Regions from separate parts of the Homo sapiens genome. Here region 1 is linked to region 2. A link is an interaction called in ENCODE POLR2A ChIA-PET data of the cell type or tissue named here. Cell type or tissue: HepG2. All regions are shown on one strand. Region 1 overlaps ARSK (arylsulfatase family member K). Region 2 overlaps ELL2 (elongation factor for RNA polymerase II 2).

Evidence for each region. ChIA-PET counts read pairs that join two places held together with the same protein. Peaks named below come from ENCODE experiments on the same cell type or tissue, not always from the same donor. Only the 100,000 strongest peaks of a DNase experiment are listed, where the experiment ranks them.
Region 1: POLR2A ChIA-PET joins it to region 2 with 7 read pairs; 2 of 35 experiments call an interaction of 5 or more read pairs at or near these places.

The regions. Positions count from the first base shown.
Region 1 is chr5:95,563,984-95,566,483 of GRCh38, reverse strand. It overlaps ARSK (arylsulfatase family member K), which reads right to left. Exons shown (of 8, transcript NM_198150.3): 2 at 357-486. Among named protein-coding and RNA genes, the nearest start is that of ARSK, 10 kb to the right of the region's middle. In HepG2, no CTCF peak of the experiment used is centred here; no DNase peak of the experiment used is centred here.
Region 2 is chr5:95,923,436-95,925,935 of GRCh38, reverse strand. The region is part of intron 2 of ELL2 (elongation factor for RNA polymerase II 2); the gene reads left to right. Among named protein-coding and RNA genes, the nearest start is that of ELL2, 37 kb to the left of the region's middle. RefSeq lists enhancers at 917-1,211, 1,693-1,832. In HepG2, no CTCF peak of the experiment used is centred here; a DNase peak (open chromatin) is centred at 1,005.

The DNA.
Region 1 (2,500 bases), 360 kb after region 2:
CAATTACCTATACCGTTACTGAAAAATTTCCCTGGAAACAGAACTCTTCTAGGAAATATGAGTATTCCCTCATTTTCTTGGATGGCCAAAAGATTCTTAGTCCCCAGTCACAAGGAAATAAAACGGTAACACATGAACTAGACACCTTTCTAAATGATAAAAATTCCTACTCTTGAAAAATACAATTTGAACAACCCCAATAGCCAATATATACCTTAAAATGCACATCTTTTATATTAAAACAATTTTATTGAGGCCAAATACAACTATTCTACTTTTAGGTATAATCTTTTAAACTGTGAATATATTTTCAGTGTGTAGCCACTTTCTCCCATTCATATTAAGGATGTTCATACCTGCGCGTGATGGGCAACAAATTGGAGAGTTTGTGTAGGCATTCAGAAAGGAAGTCCCACGTGTCTTCATAAAGTTGATAAAAGGAAGTTTCACTACCTGACTTCCTGGATGAAATGTTAACCTTCCATCCTGGAAATAAAGAAATTTAATTAGCATTGATTACATTACCAAAGAAGAAAATTATTTTCTTTAACCATAAAATTTACAATAGCAGAAGACTTCAATATGATTTTAAGAATCCTCCAAAGATAAAAACAAAACAAGTATAGAGGGTGTTTCCAGTATCTGGTACATAAATAGCTAGAATTCAGTGCAGCGTTACACTTGGATTCATTTAACTACAGTAAATAAAGGACTTCCTGGAATGTTCTTTTGGGGGATGATGAACTGACTAAGTATTTATTGAATACTTAACTATGTGCCAGACACTGCAAAATCTGAGGATGCAATGGTGAATAAAACAGAGTCTTAGGCCCCATGAAGCTTACAGTCTAGTGGGAGAGGCAAAAAGTATACTGGCAAATAAACTATGAATAATTACAAATTATGACGTGTGCTTTGAAAAAAATCCGAGATACAGAAGGACAAGAGAGACCTACGTTAGACAGTGTGGACAGGGAAGCCTTCTCTGGGATGTATGAGACCTAAAGAATGAACAGGATCCAGCTATTCAAAGAATTTAAAGGACATACAAAGTTTGAGATATCTGTGAGATGGAAGTGGTGATATCAATTAGGCAGCTGGGGTGGGGTGTGGTGGCTCATGCCTATAATCCCAGCACTTTGGGAGGCTGAGGTGGGAGGATAGCTTGAGCTCAGGAGGTCAAGACCAGCCTGGGCAACACAGGGAGACCCTGTTTCTACAAAAAAAAATTAGGCAGCTTGATAAGTGAGTCTGAAGATTAGGAGATGTTTGGGTTGGAGATATGCATTTTGGAGATGAACTGGGAATTGAAGAACTCACGTTGGTAAAGAGCAAGAACAGAAAAAAGAATGTTCCAGTCCTGGAGTTCTATCTATTATATGTTTTCAACATAATTATAAATAAATTCCAGTTTAGAACATGAGCCAACCCAAAATATAGAATATATCTAAATCCTTGAGATAGCTGAGATTCCCAAATAGAGATATAAAGTAGGCTGTTGGATACAGATAGGAATCTGGAGTTGAGAGAAGTCTATCTTGGCGAAATAAAACTTGGGAGTATTTAACATATTCATGGTTTTGAAAACTGTGAGATTAAATAAAACCTTTCAGGGAGAGAGAAGGAGGGGAAAGAAAAGGGTCTAGAGGAAGCTATAAGGAGTCCCAAATAAGAGGGGAAACAGCATGGGAAACTGAGAAAGAATGGCCAAGGGAGGAAGATGTGAGGAGACCGAGTGCCATGACAGCTGAGAGAAGGCAGTGTGCCAAGAAAGAGGTAACATCTGCTGTGTTGAGAATGCACCTGAAATGAGGCCAGAAAATGCACATTGGAATTGGCAGTATGGAGACAGCTGGTGACCCTGACAAGAGCACTTTCGATGCGTGGTAAAGATGAACAGCTAAACTGGAAAGGGGAAGGAATGGGAGGCAGGAAAGTGAGGCAGCAGGGGGAAAAAAGAAAAGCTCTTCTGAGAAGTTATTTTGCAAAGCAAAACAGAAAAACGGGAGGGATGTTAGAGAATGGTGTGTTAGCTGGAAGAAAATGTGGGATTAAAGTCAGTTCTTTTTTTAAGATGGGGAAAATTATGCATGTCTTATGTCAAAATAAATTACCACTTCTAGCAAGAGTAATCATTGAATGCTAAGCAAATAACTACTGATTTCCTCAATGATGAGCTAGAAAGGCGAAGACAAAAGTGCATAGTGGCCAGGCACAGTGGCTCATGCCTGTAATCCCAGCTCTTTGGGAGGCTGAGGCAGGCAGATCACCTGAGGTCAGGAGTTCAAAGCCAGTCAGGCCAACATGGTGAAACCTTGTCTCTACTAAAAATACAAAAATTAGCTAGGCGTGGTGGCAGGTGCCTGTGATCCCAGCTACTCGGGAGGCTGAGGCAAGAGAATCACTTGAATCCGGGAAGCAGAGGTTGCAGTGAGCTGAGATGGCGCCACTGCACTCCAGCATGAGTGACAGAGCAAGACTCCATCTCAAAAAAAAAAAA
Region 2 (2,500 bases):
ATTCTAATGTTTAAATGTTTGCAGTAAGTTTGTATCTAAGCTAATATATAGTCTATATATAGTCAAATAATAGATTTTAGATAAAATTAAGAGATGGACTGGCTTCCTGGGATGCCGGAGGGGAGGTGGGTTCTGAGGCCATACAAATTGGGAAACTATTCAGTATGAAAAGACCCACAGCAAAGAAAGTTATTTTGTTTAACTTGGCATTTCCTAAATTTATTTGAGGAAAGAACCCCTCTTTCACATAAGGAAACTTTTCAGCATGCTTCAGAAATGCTGGTGGAAAGAAAGCAAACACTTCAGTTCTAGGCCTGGCTCAGGCATTAATCCACCTTTTCATTTAACAAATATGCATTGAGTGACTACTTTGTGCCACGCACCACTTGAGGTGCTGACAATATATTCAGGGAACACAACAGACAAAAGCCTCTGTCCTTGCAGAGCTTATATTCTAGTGAAGGGAGAAAGACTATAAACATAATATGTTAGTATTACAAGGTAATGAGTGTTTCAGACAGCCATGGAGCAGGCTCGGATTTGTAGTACAGGGGTTGTCAATCTAAGTATGACTCTAACTTGAACAAATCACTAAGCCTCATTGTCCCTAATCTATAAAAAAGAAATTATAGATGATCTTGGCCCGCTCAGCTATATGAGTCCACTTTAACACCAGGAATTGTCATGTCAAACCATGGTACTGCTGGTTCACTGAGCATTTACAATCACCTTATCAGAAAAGGTGTCTGTCAAACAAGAATTCTGTAAGTTTGAATGATTTGTAATCCCACAGAAGAACAAAACACTTAAATAAATGAAGAAAACCCTTGCTGGTTCTATTTTTAATCTAATGTATACCTCAATCCAATATTGAGTAGAAAGTATTTGACTCAAGGACAGGAAACCTGCAGTAAAGGTACCAACAGCTTTTCAGCAGATGTTAGCATTCACATATGAGAAAGTTGCAGCAGTGTGCACATTGTGCTTCTGCCCTAGATCCTTATGTAAATAGGACGTCCGTGACTTGATGTTGAAATGACCTTTCAGGCAGTATTCTGTTGCCACATGCCTGAGCTTGTATCCCAGAGTAATTAGACGTTTTGACTTACACATCTTGGTATACAGTGTTTATGCTAATTATAAATGTCTGAAAGTTTCCTGAAACTTTTTCTTTGTAGCTTTTTATCAAAGACAGACAGGAGGTTGGGAGGAGGGTTGTGGATTGTGGTCCTAAGCCTTTGATTTTCAGTCTCTCATTTTTGGAATGAAAATTAAAATCTGCTTTTCCAGTTGCCGAGACATGGTGGTATATTTTTATATTCTTCATCTTGAACAAGAAACTGTTTGGAATCACAGCATTTTAATACTTTTTAAATAATATTTTATTCTTAAGGCATTTAGCTAAAAATTCAAGATTGTGAGTCCCTAAATAAAAATTATTCCCAACTGACCTGTAGGAAAAGCTTAAAATACTAAAATTAAAATGGAGAAGTTTCTATCTCACAAAGGAATGGTCTTCCAATATTGTTTCAAAATCAGACCTCAAAACTTATTTCCTGTGGTGGTTACCTCAGTCCTCAAAGCTGACCCTAGGTCTACCAGTAGCAGTCAGTACATTTTCACTTCCTCCTCCTCGTATTTCATGAACCTGAAGGCTAGTTTTTAAGAAAATGCTTTATAACCATTTTGGAAAAAAGAACTGTGTAGATACACAATGGAATAGGCTCCTGCATATCAGAGGGGACTGACGCATATCCACAGGTTCCTCTGAAACTCTGCCTGAATGGCTCTAGATTAGACAAGGTCTCAGACCCACCCTAGCTCTGGCCTTCAACAGTCCCACAGGTTCTGGTCTGCTCTGAAGTTGCCATAGTTTAGTTCTAAAGCTTCCCTCTCACCAACCTGCCCTAATTGTCATATATTACCTGCTCTTTCCAATAAGTCTCCTGCTTTCCTGTCCATTGGCCAAATTGTTACACAGCCTTACCAGCCATAAACATAAGTGCTACCTTATATACCCATTTCATTCTTAAGAGTATACTTGGATATTGATACAATTAACTTTGTGTCTAATTAATACATCTTCAAGAAATTAGATGCACTAAGTCTACAAACCCTTTTGAAATTTTAAGGATGTAAAATTTGCCTGAAAACATCTTGCTCTTGAAAAGCTTCAGATTAGCTCAGACCATACCATCTGCATTGATGCTGCTCTGAAACTACCAAGAAAAGGCAATGTAGAACTCTGATTGGCCTGGGCTTAGCTCAGACCATACCATCTGCATTGATGCTGCTCTGAAACTACCAAGAAAAGGCAATGTAGAACTCTGATTGGCCTGGGCTCCATGTCCCTTTGTTCCCTAACCTCTAAGCTCCACTTCAGCTCCATAGCTGCAAAGAAACTCATGACGTGCATCAAGAGTCACCCTTTGGTCCCAAAGTGAACACTATTTGCCCTGATGCCTGCCCCTGCCGTGTCTGCGTACTGCTCAAATATACC